Regions from separate parts of the Homo sapiens genome. Here region 2 is linked to region 1. Evidence: chromatin contacts called from ENCODE Hi-C or POLR2A ChIA-PET data. All regions are on one chromosome and are shown on one strand. The core of a region is the stretch at or near the end of the contact, and the rest is flanking DNA. Distances in the headings are between cores, read along the strand shown. Region 1 holds the start of KATNB1 (katanin regulatory subunit B1). Region 2 holds the start of DOK4 (docking protein 4).

The links. A loop is a pair of places that touch in the nucleus more often than their neighbours do. ChIA-PET counts read pairs that join two places held with the same protein, here RNA polymerase II (POLR2A). Pooled maps may share reads with other maps.
Region 2: a pooled map shows a loop between it and region 1 (5-fold over the local background). The contact joins the promoter of DOK4 here to the promoter of KATNB1 in region 1. A Hi-C loop is called at or near these places in 11 of 50 pooled maps. POLR2A ChIA-PET finds 5 or more read pairs at or near these places in 2 of 52 experiments (A673 and activated T-cell).

Annotation. Positions count from the first base shown.
Region 1 is chr16:57,733,184-57,740,313 of GRCh38, reverse strand. KATNB1 (katanin regulatory subunit B1) reads right to left here and starts at 4,544. Exons shown (of 20, transcript NM_005886.3): 1 at 4,459-4,544; 2 at 3,031-3,336. The coding sequence starts at 3,070. It overlaps LOC107984852 (a long non-coding RNA gene), which reads left to right and starts at 3,670. Exons shown (of 2, transcript XR_001752221.3): 1 at 3,670-3,878; 2 at 4,707-6,485. RefSeq lists enhancers at 3,349-3,418, 4,787-4,956, 4,703-4,997, 4,977-5,086, 5,716-6,693 and a silencer at 4,237-4,476.
Region 2 is chr16:57,481,660-57,487,742 of GRCh38, reverse strand. It overlaps DOK4 (docking protein 4), which reads left to right and starts at 1,250. Exons shown (of 9, transcript NM_018110.5): 1 at 1,250-1,438. RefSeq lists a silencer at 1,070-1,369 and an enhancer at 1,201-1,997.

The DNA.
Region 1 (7,130 bases), core at 3,295-5,794:
TGATGACACCCTGCCTCCTGGGCCGGTCGGGGCAGAGCCAGCACAGGCAGCAGCGCCAGCAAGGGCGAGGGTTCCCTGTGGGCCCAAACCTGGGCCAGGGCGCTGGGAGTTCGCCATGGGGATCCCAGGGAGCTGGGCCCCACTTTAGTCCCGTCTCGATGAGAGCCTTCTGTCCTCTGGACACTGTCGGGACAGAAACCTGAGGAATTCCAGCCACAGACGTGTCTGTTCAAGGTTTCCACCTGACCCAGAAAGAGGGCAAAGCACCTTCTCCCTGGCATTCCGTGCCCGAGCCTGGTGTCCTCTCCGTGGAGGCACTGCTCGCTCCCCCTGGCCTACCTGGAGGGCTCTGTCTGTCCCCTGGCCCTCACTCCTCCCAGGGAAAGTGTCTGGCTGGGCCCCACCTCACTGGGCCTCAGGACTGCTGCCCCTGGAGTCAGGGGCATTCATTCATAATATCAGTATTTCCTGGGTGCCTGTTCTAGGCCTTGCACGAAATATGCCCCAGTATAATCAGATGGTGGTGGGGGCGGGACACTGAGCTGGCAAAACCGCAGACTTTGGAGTGAGAAAGATTTAGAAGTTGGGCCCTTCTGGAGGAGCCCACATCACTCCCCTCTAAGCAGCCTGACCAGGGACTGACTGGAGCCCACAGAGGGAGGGCAGAGGGGCAGGGACACAGCACAGGCACCTGCAAAGGAGGCACGGGGCACCACCCCAAGAGCTCCTCCTTCATCCTGGCTTGTTGGACAGCAACCAACAGCCCAGGCCGAATACTTGATTTTCATACCAAAAATAAAAAATAAAAATCCTCAGTGTCTACTGGCAGGCCAAGCTCTGGGAGTACAACCTGGGCCCCACATCCAGCCAAAGCTGGGGAACATGGTGCGGCGTGGCCAGAGGGGCTGAGGATCAGCATCCCAAATGCAAGATACAAAGTACTAGGTTTCAACGACCTCATGTGGGCCACGCACCTCTGATCCTCACCAGACCCTGGAGCCACAAGGAGCCAGAGGTCACGTGGCCCTGGGCTCTTCAGAGTTGATTCCCACGGACACCACCGTGCACATGAAATCAGCAGCAGCAGCAGATGCCCAATACGCCTGATCTCATTACCTCCTGCTCGCACACACTGATGGCTTGGCCTTGCCTTTATGATAAAGCACGGCAGCCTCAGGAGGGCTGGGGTCCTGAGAACTCAGTAGGTCCGTGCGGCCCCACATTCCTCCTGCTGCTGTGCCACTGCCCATGGCCTCCCTTGAGTCCTTCCAATACACTGAGCCTCCTGCCTCAGGGCCTTTGCACTTGCTGTTCATGCAGCCTGCAGCATTCCCACCCCACCCCTACCCCTACCCCCCAGCTAACTGATTCAAAGCACAGGCACCAGCTTGCAACTAGAGGAGACACAGAGGGATACGGTTATCCAGTTCCTGCCTGTTGCTCTCCCCAGGCTCTGAGCTCCCGCTGTACAGAGACCTTGACTACTTTGTCCCCCAGTGGCTCCCCAGTGCCTAGCTCTGGGGAAAGGCCAGCTGTCGAAGGGATGAATACGTAATCCCAATAATTACAAAGCCACTCTGACCAAAGTGTGCCTTCCTTGGGGAACCATAACAGGGTTCTCCCAGAGCCCTAGAGTTTTGGGGAACAACATGAAAATGGCCCAAACCTCTCACTTTACAAACAAGGAAACAGAGGCCCTGCAAAGAGCTTTGCCCAGAGTCTTATGGTTAAATTCATGGTTAAAAAGTGTGGAGTCTTGGCCAGGCATGGTGGCTCATGCCTGTCATCCCAGCACTTTGGGAGGCTGAGGCACGTGGATCACCTGAGGTCAGGGGTTCGAGACGAGTCTGGCCAACATGGTGAAACCCCGTCTCTACTAAAAATACAAAAATTAGCCGGGTGTGGTGGCGGGTGCCTGTGATCCCAGCTACTCGGGAGGCTGAGGCACGAGAATCGCATGAACCCGGGAAGCAGAGGTTGCAGTGAGCTGAGATTGCACCACTGTACTCCAGCCTGGGTGACAGTGAGACTCTGTCTCAAAAAAAAAAAAAAGTGTGGAGTCTTGTCCCAGCTCCTGAAAACCAGCCCAGGGACAGCTGGCAGCAGACAGTGACCAGGTGGAGCACACAAAAGCTATGCCAACCAGTTACAATAGGTGGGGCAGGGCCCACCAAGGTGCCAATGTGTAGGGGAATTCTCAAAATATGATCTGGGGATGCTTGGGATCCTCAAGATCCTTTCGGGGGGTCTGAGAAGACAAAAGGATTTTCACAATAACACTAAGATGGCATCTGCCTTTTGCACTCTCATTTGCTCTCAAGCATATGGTGGAGTTTCCCAGAACATCACTAGAGGCCTATTTGATTATATACTCTTGTTTGAAAATGTCTCAGTATTAACTTCTAACGTGGTAAATACTGACAGATATATAACTCCAACAAACAAAAGCACTCTGGGGTCCTCAATAATTCTTAAAGTATGAAGTCTTCAGATGAAAGAGTCCAGATCCACTTGTATAGGGCAATGGTGGGAGTGGACAGTGCCCATCAGTTACAATCCGAGCCCTGTCTGCATCCCTCTGCCCGCCCCTCCTCGCTCCCACTCCTTCCCCCATCCCAGGCCCAAGATGCTTTTATCTGACTGGGGAAGTTTGACTTGTGAGATGTCTGAGAATGCTGTGAACATCTTTCAGGATTTCTCACCCCACTGTCAGCCTAACTGGAAATGCTGTGCTAAGTGCTTTAGGATGGGTTCATCCTGTCACTTGAATTTCACAGCAACCATAGAATGCAGGCGTCATCTCATTGTACATATAAGAAAACTGAGCCTCAGAGAGGTTAAGTCACCTGCCCAGTGTCACCCAGCTAAGAAGTGCCACAGTCATGATTTACATAATGGTCTATCTTACTCCCAAGTCTAGGAGTCTCCTCCTGTGCCAAGAACAGGAAACAAAGCTGTGGGTTCAGGCCTCCCAGCAACAAGCCGCTAACAGAATAAATGGGGTGATAAAGAAAAATGAAAACCACTCACGCAACTTCCAGGCTGTCTTGGTGACCACAGGGGTGGCCATCCTTCAGCTGGCTGGCACCTGAAGCCCCACCCACAAAATAAACTGTGCTTTCCTCGTGGGGTGGGGGTGGATCCCCCCCCAGATCCACCAATCAAGTTGGCAGAGAGTTCCCACACATCCAGGCAGACAGAATGCCTCGTCTTCTGGCCCTGGGGTGCCTCGTGGTTCCAAATTACCCACAGCAGCAACAGCAGCAGCCTGTGCACATCTGTCACGATCCTGGATCATGGAATGTTAGGCTCGAGCCATCTCAGCTCAATACAGGGCTGCAATACAAACAAGAGGTGACGTCATGTTAGAAAATGCTTGGTAAGAGCTGTTGCTCCCTGGATCACCAAGACCACTTGATAAAGACTGACACCCACCAAAGCCACCAGAGTCAGAAGCTGCACTGCAAATTAGGTTTGGGAATCTGCAGAGGGGGCACCTCAGGTAGGGTGATTTGGAACGTAAGGAAAAAGAAACTCCTCCCAGAGGCCAGGATAATGAGCTGCAGCTCTGTTCCGGGATGCTGGCTGCCTAAAGTGCAGCAGCCGCAGTGGGGCGGAGAAGACCACGTGTCTGCAATTCACATAGATTTCCTGCGAGTCGTTGTTTTTGTCTGACGTGTGGGATGTGGGAGAGCGGAGTCAGAAGCTAAGCTTAGGGGCCTAGGAAAGGCATCCCAGAGACGGCCACTGAAGTCCTCCTTGGAAAGAATCTCGAAGACGACCCTGATGGTCCAATTCCCCAGCTCCTGGCAAGGGAACCGCTCCTGCTCCCTGCGATTCCCAAGGACAGAGCTAGGAACTAGGCCTCCAGTCTGGGCGTAAGTGGCTATGACTCTTCAACTCTAAAAGGCCTCCTCATGGAGCCTCCCACCTCCTTCCCACAGCCACTTCACCTCTTTCCCATGAGCCCGCTCCCCTCCGTCCCCTTTCTCCTGGGTCCCCGGGTCTGCCTCTCTAGTCCTCCGTTCACACCCCCTTTTCTCCCTGCCCCCTGAGTCTCCCACTTATGCACATCCTGTCTCCCGATATCCCTCACGTGGCCCCTGCCTCGCCAGACTCCCGTTACTGCCCTTTCCCATATGCTCGCGGGGTCTCCCATTCATTCATTCTCCTACTTCTCTTCTCCCTATTCATTACCTGTCCTTCTGCAGACCCCCAGCTCTGCTTCCGGCCTCCCTGGTTTTGCCCCCTCCGGCCTCCACCCCGACCCCTCTCGTCCGGGGGCGGGGGCAGGTCCCTCGGCCACGGCTGATCCTCCCAACCCTCTGCTTGCGGAGTACGGGCTCTAGCCTCCCCACGCTCAGAGCTCTCTGCCCGCAAGCCCAGCCAGCCCCGCCTGGCTCGGCCCAGCCCAGGGCCCACCGTCCCCTCGCCACCTCGTCCCCTTGCCCACTCCACCTGCAGCTGCGGCTCCGGAGGCCGAGGCTCCGCTCCAGGCGCGACCCCCACTTGCCTCCATCCCCTGCCTTGATTGGCCGCTGCTTGACAACCGACCCTCACAACAAAACCTCCGGCTCAGAGCCCCGCCCACCTTGCCTCCCGCACCAATCAGCTGCCGCGGGTGCTCCGCCTCCTGCCAGGACTGACCAATGGAAGCAGGCGCTTCTGCCGCTTTTCCTCAGTACCCGCCCTCTTTTCCTAAATAGGACTAATCAAGAGGAAGGAACGTTCAAGAGCCGCCCCTTGGCCTCTAATAAACCAATGCAAGCTGCCGTTTCCTTAGTCCCGCCTCCGTCTCAAGTTTTCCCTTTCCTCTCCGTTTCCTCCCTCGAACCTAATTTGTGTCTGAAAACTTTTGAGAGCCGCCCTCCAATGGCGGCTGCGCCAATGGCTTGAGCAACCGTCCTGGATTGACCAATCAGCGTCCGCATTATTGGAAAACTCAATTCCCAGATAGCCAATGGGAAAGGAACTTCGGGGGCAGTGTGAAGCCTCAGGCCTTCCATCTTGGAGTGGGGCAAAACCTAAGGAGGCCTTAGTCGGCATTTTGCCGAAGCTCCTCATTCTTCACTTTGCCTGCAGATGGTCCCCCGTGGCAGGAGGACTTTGTCCCTGTTCTTTGACCCGGACGCCGGCTTGAATCCCCCATGGGAGGTCTAGAAGGAAACAGCCTGATTCCGGAGCCGAGGCAGGCGCTGAACCCTGTAGCACTGCACACGCAGCCACCGCCTCGACTAATGGATGCGTGGGCAAGGGGCTGCTCCCTGAATGGCTGCAATCAGGGAATCGGAGAAAGGCCAGCTTTATTTGTGACACGTTGGGCGGGGTGGGCTCTGGGAAGCGCCGTAACCCTTCTCGACTCAGGGCCTCTCGCGTGGCCGCTTAGGAGGGACTTGGCCCCGCAGCCGCCTCTCCCTGTTGCCCAGAGGTTGTCCCAGGCACCCAGAGCCCCTCGAACCTTGCCCTTCGGCCTCCAGCCTCTCACCGCAGGTCAGGGCTCCTTGGGCTCACATAACGCCCAGTACAACCATAAGAGGTAGGAATTCCTGTTCCCATTTACAGATGAGGAAACTGAGGCCCGGGTTAAGATGCTTGCAGAAAACCACACGGTCAGAAAGTAATAGCCCCAGAATTCGAACCCTTGTTCTGAAAGCCAAAGCGTGGGGGAGTCCCCACTCTGCCTTCTGCTTCAGCCTTCTGCTTCAGATTCTCCTGCTTCAGCCTCCTGGGTAGCTGGAACCACAGGCGCCCGCCACCACGACGGGCTAAGGCTAGTTTTTATATTTTTAGTAGAGACGGGGTTTCTCCATTTTGGCCAGGCTGGTCTTGAACTCCTGACCTTAGGTGATCCACCCGCCCCAGCCTCCCGAAGTGCTGGGATTACAGGCGTGAGTCACCGCAAGACACCTTTAAAAGATTAGCAGAATAACATCGGATCAAAACTGTCTAGCCTGCAGTTCCCCTTAATTTTGTATTATAAAAAGAAAACTAAACAGAGAAAACTTTAAAAGACAATATAATGATACCACGTAGATTCCAGTACTTGTTAACAGTTTGCCATATTTGCTTCGTCTGTGTGTCTTTTCGGAACCATTTGAAAATTGTAGATATGACATTTCACCCCAACACCAAATACTGAGCATGTATCTCTTAAAAATAAGGCCCTTGGCCAGGCGCGGTGGCTCACGCCTGCAATCCCAGCACTTTGGGAGGCCAAGGCGGGCGGATCACCTGAGGTCAGGAGTCCGAGACCAACCTGGCCAACATGGTGAAACCCCGTCTCTACAAAAAAATACAAAAATTAGCCGGGCGTGGTGGCGCACGTGCCTATAATCCTAGCTACTGGGGAGGCTGAGGCAGGAGAATCACTTGAAACTGGGAAGCAGAGGTTGCGGTGAGCTGGGATGGGGCCACTGTACTCCAGCCTGGGCGACAGAGTGAGATCCATTTCAAAAAATAAAAATAAAGCCCTTATTCTACAATAACCATTGTTATCACCACTGCTAAGAAAATTTAATTCTGTAACAACCAGTCCATATTCGTATGTCCCCAGTCATCCCAAAAACCTTTTAGGACTTTTTTTTTCTAACTAAGAACCAATCAGTATTCACCACACTTGACTCTTAAGTTCTTTCCATTTCTGTCCCCAAACTTTTATTTTTATGACATCGATCTTTTGAAGAGATCAGGCCATTTACCTAGATTGTCCCACGTTAGGAATGTTTCCTTTTAGTATCATTTACCTGAATTTCCTGAAGTTCTTGTTAGATGGACGTTCTTCTTAAATGCATTTCTTCCCTTGAATTTCTTAAGTTAGGGCTAAAGGCTTGATTAGATTCATGACAACAAGCAGTCAAAAACACTCCAGAGGACACATTGTAAGTGCACAAGGTTGATGAATTTTTACAAACCGAACACACCCAGGTCAAAAAGCAGAACGTGACTAGAAACCAGAACCTCCCCTCCCAGGGCTCCATGCTCACATCCATTCACTAACCCTCACACTCCAAGAGTGACGGTTGTCCTGACTTCTAATATCACCAATTAATTTTCCTTATTTTTGTTCTTTCCATAAATGGAATAATAGAGTATGTACTTTTGTGTCTTGAATCTTTTGACATTATACTTAG
Region 2 (6,083 bases), core at 1-2,500, 250 kb after region 1:
CTTGGCCATGGGCCTGGGGCTGGTTAGCTCAGGCTGATCACAGACACCACAATGACCATCAGGGAAATTTTCAGACATCCAGAGGCAGCCTCCTTTTAAGCTCCCTGGGCAAGGCTGAGGCCCAGGCGTCTCCGGGGCAGGGGCATGCATTCCATGGGTGGGTGTTGGGATCCTTGGTCCCTCACTGCTTTAGGCCTATTCCTCTGAGACACCTGGACAGTAGCTGGATGTGGAGGTATTTTCATTTCTCAGGATTTTGGCTGTTCAGGTGGCCTATTGTTTTGTTTTGTATATATGGTCTAAAGCAGTGGTTCTCACACATTCGTGTGCATCAGAATCACCTGGCCTGTTAAAACACACATTTCTGCTGGAAACCCCCAAAAATTCTGATTTCATAGGTCTGAGTAGGGCAGGGAATTTGCATTTCTAACAAGTTTCAAGGTGATGGGAAGCTTCTGGTCCAGGGACTACACTTTGAGAAGCCCTGGTGTAAAAAGGTACAGACGTGAAAACCAGAGGGGGGACAGCTCCTCCCCAGAGGAGGCACTGGGCAACTTCTCTTGTCCCTGCCTGGCACAGCTGAGGCCTGTGACTGGGGATTCCGACAGATCAGTGAGTCAACCACTGCACAGGCCCGAAGGGCAGAGGTGAGGGGGTTGGGGGCTGGGTGGGGGCAGCAATGAAGGGGAATGAAGTTTGAGCTTGAGGGCAAAGTCTCAGGGGGACCTAGAATGGGAGAACTGGATGTTTTGAGGGTGGAGAGGAGACCAGGGAAGACAGAGGTGCTGGTGCGGCTACTTGAGGAGGGGTAGCAGAGGAGGTCACTGTGGGGCTGGGAGAGCTGGGCTGTGAGGGCCCAGAGAGTCATGATGGGGTTAGGGGAGCAATGGGTGTGTATGTGATTCCTGAAGAAGTGAAGGAATTGAGATATGGGGGCTGGGAGCTGATGTGGCGTATGGGTGTGTATGTGATTCCTGAAGAAGTGAAGGGGTTGAGATGTGGGGGCTGGGAGCTGATGTGGAGTTCAGCTTTCAGGGGCTGAGAGGCCATGTGGGCTTTGGGGCCCAGGGAGGGGCGGTGGGAATGAGCTGGGGGTACCGGGGGCGACCTGAAGCGGGTGCGGGGGTGCCAGGGCGCCAGGGCAGAATCGCGCGTCCCGCGGCTCGGAGGAATACGGCGGGGGCCGGCCGCCAGGGCGGGGCAGGGGGCGGGGCGCAGCGGCGAGACCTGGCGGAGGGGGGAGCGGAGCGGAGTCCCAGCCGGAGCCCCAGCCGGAGCCCGATCCCTAGCCCTGCGGCCGCGCCTCCCTCGCCGTCCCCGCCTGGAGCCCGGCGCCGCCGCCGCCCTGCCGCCCCCGCCAGCCGCGCCGTGACGCGGGCATGAGCCTGCTCCGCGGCGCCGCTGAGCAGGCGCTCCTGGCCCGGGCCTCGGCGCCCAGGTAAATTGGGGGGCGTGAGGCAGGGAGGGGGACATAGGCCGCCCAGAGCCTGCAAGAGTCTCGGCGACTCCCACCCCTGAGGACCCTCAGTCACTTCCTGAACCTGAGGACGCTCCGTCCCATGGGACCTTCCTACTCTCGGGTGGGGAGCTTAGAGACCCGCCCCCCAAAAGCCAGTGCCTGGGCCCTGAAACTCCCTGCGCTCTCTCCACCCGCAGCTTTCCTCTCCGGGGGAGCCCAGGTCGCGAGCTGACCTCACCCGCACCCACACAAACCTCATCCGAGCAACCCAGGCCCTGCGCTCCCGGGCCTGCCCCCCCGGAAGGGGCATAACCCAGCCCCTGGCAGCTCCCAACCTTCTCTCTGCCTTCCTGCTCCTCCCCGGGGCCTCCTGTTCGCTCACCTCCTCCAAATTCCAAGAGATGATTTTCTGTACCCCAGCTGGCCCCCACTGCCGACCCCCTCCTGCCTATGGGGTTTCTCCCCACAGCCCAAACTCATGGCCAGCTGCCTCCTGTCCTTGAACCTTTCTCCATTGGCCCCCAAGGTCCTGTCCACCTTCTCCCCCAGGGCCCGCAAGGCCCTAGATCCAGTTACATGCTTTCTATTACTGAAAAGGGGCATGAGCCGAGGCTGGGCACCTGGGTGATGTGGCAGAGCAGGGGCTCTGTGCAGCCTGCCTGCCCCAAGCCATGGGGACACGTCAGTTGCTGGGGCGCTTCCGCTTGGATGGAGGGTGTGGGTTGGAGGGGTCTGATGGCCAGGGCAGCGAGGGGCCTGGCAGTATCTCTAGGAGACTCCACTTGGGCAGTGTGAGGTGGGCTTGCTTAGGGCAGGTTCTTTCCTGGACCCTTTCAGAGGGATGTGGCGCTGGTACAGGCTCTTCCTGCCCCCACCCCCAACTCTGATCCCAGGAGCTGTGCCTCCTCTCCCCAGTTGCTTGCCTTGCTGTGCTGGTACTGGTTACTCCCAGCACTTCCCTCCTGGGCAGGGCAGCAGGGCTGGGCATGACCTCACCCCACAACCCTGGCCAAGGTGGGGCCGCCCAACTAGGCCTGGCCTCGATGTCAGCAGCATGCTCTTCCCTGAGGCAGCTCTGAACCAAACTGCGGGTCTTGGGCACAGCTGGTTCTCCAGTAACAACAGCCTGCTGGCCATGCCAGTCAGCGCTGAGACCCAGGAGCTGGGAGCCCACTGTGGCTCACGCACCTCTGGAAGCTGAGCCAGGTCCAGCCAGATGGAGGCTGGTGGTGGTGGAAGAAAGGATGGGGAGGAGGACAAGTCCTGGAGAGAATTACGTGTTCAGCCCCCAAATATTGAGCATCTCCTTCCCACCGGGCACCATTCTGGGAGCTGGGATAGAGCTGTTAACTAGACAGACGAGGCCGAGCCACCAGGGAGCTGACATTCCAGATGTCTCTCTGTGGCCAGAAACAAATGGACAGATGTAAGAACAAGAAAATCCCATGGTGATGTGCGATGAAGACAGCCGCATCTGATGTTGTGAGAGAGGCTGACTAGTGGGGGTCCTTTGGTGAGGGTAGTCAGGGAAGGCCTCCTGGAGGAGGTGGATGAAGCAATGGAATGAACCATGAGCATGTGAGGGAACAATGTTGTAGGTGGGAAACAGCTAGTGCAGTGGTCCCTCGAGGGAGGGGTTTTGGCATGTTGAGGGGTGGGCAGGGGACCCAGGAGAACCAGAGTGGTACGGGGCCACAGCATTACTCTCCTGGCTTAAGGGTCTGGGGGACCATGGCTGTTCAGATGTCCCCTCCTTCTGCCGTCCCTGTCTGCCTAGATGGGTATTTGGTCTGTCTTTGCCATCCACCTTGATGGGACTCACCATGTTTTGGCCGGTGGCCCCTATGGGGATCTGTTGGGAGCACTCCCAGCCGGCCTCTGACAACAATCTTGGGGTGGGGTGGGGGCAGAGCAGCAGGTGATGGGAAATGGCTCTGGTGCTGGAGAGAATCCCACAGATCCAATCTTCGCCGTTGGATCGAGACAGCCAGACGACACTGAGATGGTGTCCAGGTAGGGCTGTTCCTGCAGCCCTGATAAGATCCGATCTGTCAGGGGTGGGGAGGCCCAGCCAGGCAGGCAGCCGCTCGCTCAGTCATTGGTTGCCAGCCTCAGCGCGTTTGTTCTGGAGCCAAAGCCTCCAGGCAGAATCCATGTGCGAGAGGGAGTGCTCAGCATGGCTGCCCTGTGGGGCAGGTGGGCAGTGAGGGCCCTGGGAGTCTCCCTACTCCCCGCCACCCCAGGACACCAGCCCTTCCTGGGGAGAGGAGCATTTTGGAGCTGGCTCTCCCTGCGCGGAAACCTGTGGTGGCCTGGCACCAGGCAGGTACTGTCCCTGGGTAAGCAGCAGTATTGGTACCAGGCTGGGAGGTGGGATGCGGGGGGCCCTTGCTCCCCTCCTCCCTCACTGGAACCCTGAGAGCGACTGCTGGACACCGTGCTTAGCTGGGAGCTCGGAGCTCACAGTGCTGGGGAAGGACCCAAGACCTCAGGTCCTCTCAAAGTAGCAAGCATTCTTCCTGCTGCAGGCCTGTTGGGGACAAGGGCCTGAGGGACAAACAGGGCAGGGGCTACTTCAACCCAATTCCTGGCCTGCCTAGCCTCAGCTGCCCTCCAATTTTTGTATTTTTTTAATTGATTTTTTTGAAATTTTTTAGAAACAGTCTCACTCTATCACCCAGGCTGGAGTGCAGTGGCTTGATCATAGCTCACTGCTACCTGGAATTCCTGAGCTCAAGTGATCCTCCCACCTCGGCCTCCCCAGTAGCTGTGACTACAGGCACGTGCCACATGCCCAGCTTATTTTTTCATTTTTTGTAGAGACGGGGTCTCTCTATGTTGCCGGATCTGGTCTTGAACTCCTGGCCCCAAGTGATCCTCCCACTTTGGCCTCCCAAAGTGTTGGGATTACAGGTGTGAGCCACTGTGCCTGGTCTGCTCTCCACTTCTTGCTGTCCTATTGGGCCTTCACAGGCTCAGCTTGGGGGCCGCCTCGCTTGCTTAACACAGTGCATTCCTTCTGGAGGATGGTGGGTTGGTTCTGGGCCCCCCCCTCACCACTTGACCCCACTGCCTGTCAAATTTGTGGGTCCACCTATTGGCCCTGACCTTTCCCTCCCCTTCCGAACCCCTCTTTGCCCACCATTTTGGGTCCTAGGTTAGGTCTTGCTCTTGCAAACATCATTAGGGACTAAGTGTGGCCAGGGGTCCCTGTGACTCAGGGCCGGAGTGAGCTGGCAGGACTTTGGCACCCAGCCTTCCCCGTGAAGGTCACTCTTCCCGCTGGGGACCTGGGGTATGGGACGGGGTGGGGCCTATGGACAGACGCAGCAGGAGCACTCCTGCGAGCTTGGGGCCACAGTCCCTGGTGGGGCAACACTGGGAAGGAGCAGGCTGGCTTCTGGTGGTTTCACCGCCCTGTCTGGGCAGCAACTCTTGAAGAAAACTATATATATATACATACACACAGCCCTTGGAGTTTTCAAGGCAGAAGCTCTGGCCAGGCGCAGTTGCTCACACCTGTAATCTCAGCACTCAGGGAGGCCGAGCCTTGTGGATCACTTGACCCCAGGAGTTCAAGACCAGCCTGGGCAACATGGTGAAAACCCATCTCTAGGGGCCGGGCGCAGTGGCTCACGCCTGTAATCCCAGAACGTTGGAAGGCCGAGGCGGGTGGATCACAAGGTCAGGAGATCGAGACCATCCTGGCTAACACGGTGAAACCCCGTCTTTACTAAAAATATGAAACAATTAGCCGGGTATGGTGGTGGGCTCCTGTAGTCCCAGCTACTCGGGAGGCTGAGGAAGGAGAATGGCGTGAACCCGGGAGGCGGAGCTTGCAATGAGCCGAGATTGGGCCACTGCACTCCAGCCTGGGCAATAGAGTGAGACTCCGTCTCAAAAAAAAAAAAAAAAAAAAACAAAAGCCCCATCTCTACAAACAAGTTTTTAAAAATTAGCTGGGCATGGTGGTATGTACCTGCGGTCCCAGCTATTCAGGAGGCTGAGGTGGGTGGATCACTTGAGCCTGGGTGGTTGAGGCTGCCGTAAGCCGTGATGGCACCCCTGCACTCCAGCCTGGGTGACAGAGCAGGACACTGTCTCAAAAGAAGAAAAAGAAGGCCGGGCGCAGTGGCTCACGCCTGTAATCCCAGCACTTTGGGAGGCCGAGGCGGGCGGATCATGAGGTCAGGAGATCGAGACCATCCTGGCTAACACGGTGAAACCCCGTCTCTACTAAAAATACCGAAAATTAGCCGAGCATGGTGGTGGGAGCCTGTAGTTCCAGCTACTCGGGAAGCCGAGGCAGGAGAATGGCGTGAACCCAGGAGGCAGAGGTTGCAGTGAGCCGAGATCGCGCCGCTGCACTCCAGCCTGGGCGACAGAGGGAGACTCCGTCTCAAAAAAGAAAAAGAAAAAGAAAAAGGGTAGAAGCTCTGTGTCCCAAGTGGGCAAGCAGGTGCCTCATGAATTCATTTCCTCATTTAAAGTAGGTAGATTTATTCTCATTTTTTTCCAATGGGGAAATTAAGGCACAGGGTCTTAAGCGGCTTGCCCAGGACCACACAGCCAGCTGGATTCACACTCCGGGCTGTGCTATGTCTGAGCTATGTTGGATGAACCT